2 separate regions of the Homo sapiens genome follow, and region 1 is linked to region 2. The links are chromatin loops, found by intact Hi-C in ENCODE. Cell type or tissue: PC-3. All regions are shown on one strand. Each heading gives the region's core, and the rest is flanking DNA. Links, peaks and the distances in the headings are about the cores only. Region 1 has its middle 110 kb from the start of ZXDA. Region 2 overlaps ZXDB (zinc finger X-linked duplicated B).

The links. A loop is a pair of places that touch in the nucleus more often than their neighbours do. Peaks named below come from ENCODE experiments on the same cell type or tissue, not always from the same donor. Only the 100,000 strongest peaks of a DNase experiment are listed, where the experiment ranks them.
Region 1: it touches region 2 in a loop (4-fold over the local background); 9 of 110 quality-filtered maps call a loop at or near these places.

What each region holds. Positions count from the first base shown.
Region 1 is chrX:57,799,385-57,804,776 of GRCh38, reverse strand. No RefSeq gene overlaps it. Among named protein-coding and RNA genes, the nearest start is that of ZXDA, 110 kb to the left of the region's middle. In PC-3, for the core only: no CTCF peak of the experiment used is centred there; no DNase peak of the experiment used is centred there.
Region 2 is chrX:57,593,453-57,598,844 of GRCh38, reverse strand. ZXDB (zinc finger X-linked duplicated B) reads right to left here. Exons shown (of 1, transcript NM_007157.4): 1 at 1,368-5,392. The coding sequence ends at 4,385. Among named protein-coding and RNA genes, the nearest start is that of ZXDB, 4.1 kb to the right of the region's middle. In PC-3, for the core only: no CTCF peak of the experiment used is centred there; a DNase peak (open chromatin) is centred at 3,324; H3K4me3 peaks cover 3,471 bases; H3K27ac peaks cover 2,320 bases.

The DNA of each region.
Region 1 (5,392 bases), core at 63-5,062, 210 kb before region 2:
TACCTAATGTAAATGATGAGTTAATGGGTGCAGCACACCAACAAAGCACGTGTAACAAACCTGCACGTTGTTCACACTTAAAGTATTATAATTAAAAAAAAGAAAAAAAGTGAAAAAGGACCCTGCTGTTTCTCCAGTCATTGGGTCTGTATCACAGCGGTGAACATATGAGTGCAGGTTTCTTTTCTATATAATGACTTTTTTCTGTGTGATCATGCCATGTAGTGGGATTGTTGGGTCAAATTGCAGTTCTATTTTAAGTGTTTTAAGAAATCTCCATAGTTTTCCAAAGAGGTTGACATAATTTAAATTCCCACCAACAGTGTATAAGCATGCTGTTTTTCCTGCATCCTTGCCAACATCTGTTGTTTTTTGACTTTTTAAAAATAGGCACTTTGAATAGCAAAGACATGGAATCAAACTAAATGCCCATAAATGCAGACTGGATAAAGAAAATGTGGTACATAAAAGCCATAGAATGTTATGCAGCCATAAAAAAGAAATAAGATCATATTTTAAACCAAAAATAAAATTCTGAGTCCCACCCCCCAACCTTCTGAATAAGCTTCCTTTTCAGCCAGTGAACTCTTAAAATTTAACCTGAAAGATTGGTTTAGTTCAAGATGAGAACTGGGGCTCAGACATGCTTCATTATCTCTCTCCTATATTAACATCAACACAGACCTTAAGTCTGATAAGTAGCATTTACAATCTGTTCTCTTTGAAAGCTGCTACCTGGAGGCTTCATCTGCATGATAAAATTTTCTTCTACACACCCTCTTATCACAACTCAGACGTTTCCTTTCTGTTGATACCAGGTCTTTAAACAAATTCAACCTATTTTCATTCCAAAAACTTTTAAGTCTACCTGTACACTGAAAGCCTCTGCTTCAAGTTGTCCCACCTTTCTGTACTGAACCAATGTATTTCATAAATGTATATGATTGAAGTCTCAAATTTTCCTAAAATGTATAAACCCAAGCTGCACCCCAAACTACCTTGGTCACATGTTCTAAGGACCAACTGAGGGCTGTGTCACAGGCCTTGAACACTCATATTTGGCTCAGAATAAATCTCTTCAAATATTTTAGAATGTGCAATTTTTCCTTCCACACTACCCTAGCAGAGGTTTTCCATGAGAGCCCCTTCCCTGCAGCAAACTTTTGCCTGGGCATCCAGATGTTTCCATACATCTGAAATCTAGGTGGAGATTCCCATACCTCAATTCCTGACTTCTGTGCATCTGCAGGCTTAACACCATGTGGAAGCTGCCAAGGCTTGGAGCCTCCACCCTCTGAAGCCACAGCCTGAGCTCTACATTACCCTCTGTCAGCCATGGCTGCAGTAGCTGGGACACAGGGCACCAACTCCCTAGGCTGTATGCAGCACAGGGACCCTGGGCCTGGCCCACAAACCACTTTTTCCTCCTGGACCTTGGGGTCTGTGATGGGAGGGGCTGCTGTGAAGACCTCTGACATGCCTTGGAGACATTTTCCCCATTGTCTTGGGAATTATCATTAAGCTTCTTGCTACTTATGTAGATTTCTGCAGTGGGCATGAATTTCTTCCCAGAAAATGAGTTTTTCTTTTCTATATCATATTCAGCCTGCAAATTTTCTGACCTTTTATGCTGTTTCCCTTTTAAAACTGAATGCCTTTAATATCCCAATTCACCTCTTGCATGCTTTGCTGCTGAATTTCTTCCACCAGATACTCTAAATCATCTTTCTCAAGTTCAAAGTTCCACAAATCTCTAAGGCAGGGGCAAAATGCCACCAATCTCTTTGCTAAAACATAACAAGACTCACCTTTGCTCTGGTTCCCAACAAGTTCCTCATCTCCACCTGAGACCACCTGAGCCTGGATCTTATTTTCCATATTGCTATCAGCATTTTGGGTAAAACCATTCAACAAGCCTTTAGGAAGTTCCAAACTTTACCACATTTTCCTGTCTTCTGAGCTCTCCAAACTTCCAACCTCTACCTGTTACCCAGTTCCAAAGTCACGTCCACATTTTTGGTTATCTTTTCAGCAATTCCCCCCTCTACTGGTACCAATTTACTGTATTAGTCTATTTTCACACTGCTGATAAAGACATATCTAAGTCTGGGAAGAAAAAGAGGTTGAATTGGACTTACAGTTTCACATGGCTGGGGAGGTCTCAGAATCATGGTGGGAGGTGAAAGACACTTCTTACATGGTGGCTGCAAGAAAAAATGAGGAAGAAGTAAAAGCAGAAATCCCTGATAAACCCATCAGATCTTGTGAGACTTATTCACTATCATGAGAATGGTAAGGGAAAGACTGGCCCCTGTGATTCAATTATCTCCTCCTGGGTCCCTCCCAGAACAGGTGGAGATTCTGGGAGACACAATTCAATTTGAGATTTGCATGGGGACACAGCCAAACCATATCAGAAGTACATTGGTTCAGTCTGGAAAGGCAGGACAACTTGAAGCAAAAGCAGGAATACTCGAAGTGGGGAGGGAGCTTCCAGCTCACACAGGTGAAAAACAAATGGTTGCATTTTTTGAGTTTCTGATTAGCATTTCCAAAGGTGGTAATCAGATATGCATCTATCTCAGTAACAGAGGGATAACTTTGAATAGAATGGGAGGCAGGTTTTCCCGGAGCAGTTTCCAGCTTAAGTTTTCCTTAGTGATTTTGGGGGCCCAAGTTAATTTCCTTTCACAATGTTCAGTTCCATTTTTCTGCATATGGCTGTCCATTTTTTTTCAGCATCATTTATTCACTAGAATGTCCTTTCCCCATTGTTTATTTTTGTTACTTAGTTGAGAATCAGTTGGTTATAGCTATGTGGCTTAATTTCTATATTTTTTATTTTATTCCATTGATCTATGTGTCCATTTTTGTGCCAATACTATGCTGTTTTAGCTGTTTATCATATATGGCTCTCATTATTTTGAGGTATGTTCCTTTGATGCCTAGCTTGTTGAGGTTATTTATCATGAAGGGATGTTTAATTTTATCAAAAGCTTTTTCTGCATCTATTAAGATGATCTTATGGTTTTTGGTTTTAATTCTGTTTGAGGTGAATCTCATTTATTTATTTGTGTATGTGGAACCATCCTTTCATCCTAGAATAGAATCCACTTAATCATAATTTATTATCTTCTTTATGTGCAGCTGGATGTGGTTTGCTAGTATTTTCCTGAGGATTTTTGTATTTAAGTTCATCAGGGATACTGGCCTGTAGTTTTTTTTTGTTGTTGTTGTTGTTGTATCTTTGCATGATTATCAGAGTGATACTGGTTTCATAGAATGAATTAGGGAGGAATTCCTTTTCCTTGATTTTTTTGGATAGTTTCAGTAAGATTGATACAATGTTTTTTATACATGTGGTAAAATTTGCCTGTGACTCCACCTGGTCCTGGGTTTTCTGTTGTTGTTGGAGAAGGATATTTTATTGCTGATTCTACTGTATTACTCATTATTAGTCTGTTCAGGATTCATATTTCTTCTTAGTTTACTCTTGAGAGGTTTCCAGAAATTCATTTATTTCCTCTAGGTTTTGTACTTTGTGTACATAGAGGTGTTCACAATAGTCTCTGGCAATCTTTTGTATTTCTGTTGTACCAGTTGTAATGCCACGCTCATTTTTTTTATTGTGCTAATTTAAATTTTTCCCTTTTTTCGTGGTTAGTCTAGGTAATGGTCTGTCAATTTTATCTCTTCAAAGGGCCAACTTTTGTTTTATTGATACTTTTTATCATTGTCTCAATCTTTTTTATTTGCATTTTTATAGTCTTTTTATTATGAAAGTAATATATGAATGCATGCTTATTGTAAAAAAAACTTACCACTTTAGAAGTTATATTACTTTTATACTGAGGAGAAGAGATTATAAAAGTATTATTGCATGTTTCTGTAGGTTTACTGATGACTTCATTCTTGTTATCACTGGCAATTCTTTATTTATTTATTTATTATTTATTTATTTATTTATTTATTTTATTATTATTACACTTTAAGTTTTAGGGTACATGTGCACAATGTGCAGGTTTCTTACATATACCTGTGCCATGTTGGTGTGCTGCACCCATTAACTCGTCATTTAACATTAGGTATATCTCCTAATGCTATCCCTCCCCCTCCCCCCACCCCACAACAGTCCCCAGAGTGTGATGTTCCTCTTCCTGTGTCCATGTGTTCTCATTGTTCAATTCCCACCTATGAGTGAGAACATGCGGTGTTTGGTTTTTTGTCCTTGTGATAGTTTGCTGAGAATGATGGTTTCCAGCTTCATCCATGTCCCTACAAAGGACATGAACTCATCATTTTTTATGGCTGCATAGTATTCCATGGTGTATATGTGCCACATTTTCTTAATCCAGTCTATCATTGTTGGACATTTGGGTTGGTTCCAAGTCTTTGCTATTGTGAATAGTGCTGCAATAAACATACGTGTGCATGTGTCTTTATAGCAGCATGATTTATAATCCTTTGGGTATATACCCAGTAATGGGATGGCTGGGTCAAATGGTATTTCTAGTTCTAGATCCCTGAGGAATCGCCACACTGACTTCCACAATGGTTGAACTAGTTTACAGTCCCACCAACAGTGTAAAAGTGTTCCTATTTCTCCACATCCTCTCCAGCACCTGTTGTTTCCTGACCTTTAATTGTGATCTGATCTTTGTTATTCTGCCACCTTTGAGGTTTCTTCTGCTAGTGTTCGGGTTAGGTTGTCCTTGTGTTTCTAGTTCCTTGAGTTTTGATATTAGATTCTTAATTTAAAATCTTTCTAGTTTTCAATGTAGGCATTTAATGATATTAATTTTTCTCTTAGCTGTTTCTGCTGTATTCCAGTAGTTTTGGTATGCTGTGTTTCTGCTTGTTGCTATGTTTCATTTGTTTTAAAACATTTTATGGTTTCTGCCTTTATTTTACAGTTTATCCAAAAGTTGTTCCAGAGCATGTTGTTTAGTTTCTATGTACTTGTGTAATTTTGAGTTCTTCTTGGTATTGATTTCTAATTTTATTCTACTGTGGTATGAGCAGACACTTCATATAATTTTGATGTCTGAATGTATTGAGACTTGCTTTATTGCCAAGCATATAGTAAATTCTGGAGAATGTTCAGTGTGCAGAGGAAATAAATGTATATTCTGAAGTTGTTTTGTAGAGTGTTCTGTTAGTGTCTATTAGGTCCATTCGGTCTAGGGTTCAGTTAAAAACCAGAGTTTGTTGATTTTCTTCCTTCATGATCTGTCTGCTGATGTCAGTGGAGTGTTGAAGTCCCCTGCTGTTATTGTATTGTGATCAGTCTGTTTTCTTAGGTCTACTAGTGTTTGTTTTATTAATTTGGGTGCTCCAGTATTGGGTGCATATATATTTAGGATAGTAAAATCTTCTTGTATTGAAGACTTTA
Region 2 (5,392 bases), core at 336-5,335:
CTCAGAAAGAACTCTTACTTCCCTCATTCTGTTAGTAAAAATATGATTATTATAGTCCCCAAGGAAACCTGAGTTACCATTCTTGGTTTCCATGATGATCTCTCTCTCCCTCCCTCCCTCTTTTCTTCCCCCCCACTCCACCGCAATGAGGTACTAAGTAATATTCCTTCTTCTCTTCAGTATTTGAAGAGATATTTGAAATTATCTGATATTTGAAATCTGTCTTCAAATACTGGAAATATTTGAAAATATTTCCAATACCTCTCCACTGACACCATCCTAGTCCTGGCTTCATCCTTCATATCACACCTTGATTGCTGCAAAAGCTTTCTCACTGATTTTCCTATTCCGGTCTTTCCCATCTAATCCACATTGTACACTTGCATGACATTAACTTTTCTAAAACATAATTTTCATTGTCTGACTCCTCTATTAAAACATATTTGGTGGCTCTTCTCTGTGCCCAGAATAAATGTCTCATTATTCTTACTGCTTTTTTTTTGTTAACCTCTTAATCATTTTCATTTGGTGCCAAAGTAAACATTTTTCCGTTTTTGTTCTTCAATAGTTTAATATATTATTTTTCTATCTCCTCCCATCAATGGCGATCTCTTTAAAGGTCAGGGTTATATAGTACTCCTCTCACAGACCCTTCAATATGTTATGGTGTAATCTTCACAATGACGCTCAGTAAATATTTGTTAATTTGGAATATATACAGTATAATCTCCAGCTTACAAATTGCTTTCTTATATGTTTCCTGGACATGAACATGAACAATGTAGGTCACAGAGACAAACTTCATAGTCTATCCATGTTTCTCGACTACTACTCAAGCATTTTGTTGTATTAATTATACTAATTGGTAAAAAATACAAATGTCAGTGTATTTTTAGCTTATGACCAACATGATCAATGGAGCCCCTAGAAACATAATTCTTTTTAAGCCATTATGTTACTGTGTTTGCAATTGACGAGAAGTTTTAATAAGTCAATGCCTGAGGAGAAGCAGAAAGGAAACAGGATGAAATTAAAACAAGTACCATTATTTAAAAGGAGTGATGGCAACTTTTTTCAGACTAGTTAAGTGCAGCTTGTCACCACCAACAGAATTATACCTATTACCTTGAAAGTGTAAAGCTGTTCTCCATGATTTTGCTAGAAAATGATGTTGAAAGAGAAATCATTTGAACAAATTTGTTCAGTGAAACTTTGTGAGCCCATGGACAAATAAAAGCTGTTCCCTTTGAGAACGTAAAATTTTCCTTTGAAAATTCCAGGAGTAAGTAGGAAAAGACATAGTTTATAATTTTTTATTGGGAGAAAGTTGGTTTAAAGAATTTAAAAAATGAAGTCACAGCATTAAATTATCTTTATGTTTATAAATTTATTTAATTTCCAAGACTTATGTGTTCATCTCAATCCTTGACATACTCATCTGCCAGACACAAAAAATAGTGGTCTATTTAAGAGGCCTTAATGAATGACAACATTTTTGAAATATGCTATATGAGTACAAATATTTCCAGAGCAAAGAGGGAAAACTGTTGATTGGGTAGACAATCAAATTCCAAGCATTTATCTGATTTACAGAAGTACATCTACTTTTTGTTTTTCACTAAATGAATACAACCACTTTTAATATATATGTGGGTGTGGCTGTGTGCGTATTTCAAAACACACACGCACACACAATAAAGAAACATTTCATAGTGGCAAAATTTTAGTGCACTGCCAAAGTGCTACAATAACTGTCATCCACAGACATCCACATGCAAACACTACTGGACTAGTACACTAGAGCAAATAAGAGAGTATTTAGCAAAACTCTCTGGCAAAAACTTTTAAAACGGAAGTAATGAAACAGAAATCCACTTCTAATTTGAAGGCTTTAGAAAATAATCTTCATTTTAATCACATATACACATAGTATTATCTAAGCTCAGAAAATAACTTCTTCCTGTATGCACAGAACTTCAATGTACACTCAGTAAATGTTAGCATTTGAAGAAAATGTGCCATGAGGAGAATGTCTGAGGGATAATGGCAGGAAAAAGATATATCCATTATAAAAGAGGACAGAAAGGCATAGCAAGGATGGGGATGTGCAGGAAAGGGAGGGGAGAGGGAAGAAAGTAAACTGACCATAAAAGAAACCAATTCAAATGGAAAACAGCGACTAACCTTGACACAGGAATGAATCATGAAGGCTGGATGGGTAGACTGGGAGGGGTGAAAAGAATGTATATTCTTTGTTTTAAGCTATATATAAAATTGTCAGATTTAGCCAAAGCCTAGTTGGAATGGGAGTTGGCTAAATTACATGAAATGTAACACAGACATTGCCAAAACTACTTCACAGGGTTGTTCTGAACAACGAGACACAAATTGTGAAGATGTTCCCCAAATTGCAAAATGCTACACTAATGTAAGACAGATAGTTTACACAATATTCCAGTTCAATCTTTCCTTTCAACTCTGGGAAATTACAAGTGCAAACAATGAGATCTACAGAGCACAGAAAGAAAAAAACCTCCACTGCTCCATTATCAGATTTTCAGGGAACAGCAGGCTTCACAGTCACAGAGAAGCCTGACTTTCAAAACAGAGCAAAGATGGTGACAAACTGATCGAATGGAGAGATACGCTCTTATGCATGTGGGCAATGTCCCCACTCCTGGTATTACCCACAGCAATTCTTAGAGGGAAAATTATTCAGTAGAGGGAAAATTATTCAGTAGAGGGAAGAGGGAGTAAACAGATTCCCTTGCCTACTTCACCCTAAACTTCATAAACCTCTTTTATCTGCACATGAATAAGATTAAACTACTCCAATTATTGTCTTATAAAAGGAAGGACTGAGAGGATAAAAATGGTACAAATTCACCAACATATGCCAAAACACAGAGTATCTTTCCTTAACATAAGAAACAGGAAGAGAAGAAAATTTAACAGTGTGTCAGGTATGTGTGTGCATTGTTATAATCAGTTAAAAGCTAGAAAACTGAAGCTTAATAACTAATTTATTCAAGGCCACTTATCCAACACCACAGAGCCAAAATTTAGCCCTGGGTCTGTTTCATGTCAAAGTCCTGGCTGGCAATTTCCACAAAACTGCCTTCCATCATCAAAAGAAGTTAGGAAGATAAACAGTGAGAACAGCCAACACATTTTTTTGCTATCTATTTTTTCTTGTTAGTTCTATGACTATTTAAGAAAATATTTTGGCATTGAATAATATTTCTATTACATAGCATTTCCTCCTTTGCTAATGCTTAGTAACTCTACAAAGATGACTCATCATATCAGAAGCATCATGAATTAATGCATTTATCTGCAGCAGCTGCTAATACCACAAAAAGAGAGAAAACCACAGATTATGCGCCACCTACTAAATGAACACAACATAACCTATGAAACATTCATGCCAAAAGCCATGTTTCAATCTCATCAAGTCTCTAGACATAACTAGCAAATTAAAGAAACAGAGGATAGAGGAAAGCAAACATTACCATAGGGATGCAATTAGCAAAACTTAAATTGTGGCAAATGCTACATGTGAAACAACCTCATTTCATAAACAAAATCGCAAGGAAAAAAAGAAAGATGAAAGGGAAACATACGGATTAAGAAGACACTTAGGAGATTTACGGGATTCTACTAATTAAAAATAATAAAACAAGTAGCATTTATGAGGCAATTGGAAGTTTGAACCCTCACTGGATATTTACTGATATTAAAGAATTACTGTAAATATCACTTGCGATAATGGAATTATCATTTTTTTCCATATCATCCCATAGCTTTCAGAGATATATAAAGAATATTTATGGATAAAATGATCAGATGTCTGCTATTTGTTACAAAATAATACTAGAACATGGGGAGTGAGTGAGGCTAAGTTAAAAAAGATTGTTCATGGATTCATAATTGCTGAAATTGAGTGAAAAGTACATGGATGTTCATCATAGTATGATGTAACATTATGTATGTTTGCCAAAAAAAGAACATGTCAGGGCTGGGGGGGCAGTTAAAAAAAAACGCATGCCACATCACTGAAAAACGTCCTCATATTTTTCAAGGAAAGAAATGTATTATCAAGGAATCACAGAGCAGAAAGACCTTAAAAGCAATCTATTCAAACCACCTCAATTTATAAATAAGGAAATTAAGGCTCAGATAGGTTAACTGACTTGCTCAGGGTCACACAACTTGTCAGTTCCAAACTCAAGATCAGAATTTAAATCTCCAAACTTGTAGTCCAGGGCTGTGCTCTTTTTGCAAACCAAAAAGAAATGACTGCACTTAAATATTTAGTCCAGAATATCCTCAAAATTGACTGTAATAAAAGTAAGCCACATGATGAGGAATGAATAGAGTTGGTTCATACCAAAAATGAGCTGCCAGTCACAGTGATAAGATCTGTTTCTTTCTGAGAACCATGGTTTCCTGCTGCATTGGGGAATCCAAACTGGGTTTCTCCCTCCTGTCCAAAGAAGTCAGAGTCAGGATGTACGTTCCACTCCGCTTTGGTTGGTGTCAGTAGTTCTGAGACACTGTTTTCACAAAGGGTGCTCGAAGGAGTCAGAGCATCTGTGTCCACTGTTAGCTTACTGCTGGGTGTCAAAGCCTGAGGCTCTGGACTGGAGTTTTTCATGGCCAAAGAGTCCAGAGATCCCAATGGCCCCACACTTACACTTGAGACCTCATCCATATTTAAGGAGCTCTGCTGAAAACCAGTGGCCGCCGTTCCAAAAAAGAGAGAGGTATCCAGACTTTGAGGAGGGTCGCTGGTGGCCATCAAGGACGGAGGGTCCACAGCCTGCCCTACGGAATTATTATTATTAGCAGGGAGGTGCCCTGCCAGAGTCGAGCTCACAGAAGCCACATCAATAGTCAAGATTCCAGAGTTCACCAATGCTGTGTCCAGCAATGCAGCAGAAGTACTGTCAGGTACATCAGAGAAGAGAGACACTATCTCTGCATCACTGAGATCATTCTGTCTCTGGCTGGTAAGTTCACTGCTGGGTGTGAGAGAATTTGCTGCTTCTAGCTGAGCTAAGAGATCCTGGCCCACCTTATGCCTTTTAACCATGTGCGTCTTCATGCTGTGCTTGGATGTGAAGAGTTTATTACAAGAGGAGATCGGGCAACGGCTTTTCCAAGTGTCCACATCCTGCAGGTGTTTCTTGGAGTGAATGTAGAGGCTACTGCGAGCAGAGAACCTGGCACAGCAGCCTGCCACAGGACACACGAAAGGCTTTGTGCCCAGGTGGGTTATGCTGTGGCCTTTCAGATGTTCCGCCCTCGTGAAAGATTTCCCACAGCCTTCCACAGGGCACATGAACCTCCGGTCATCGTCGTGCTTTCTTTTGTGCCTTAAGAGTTTGGA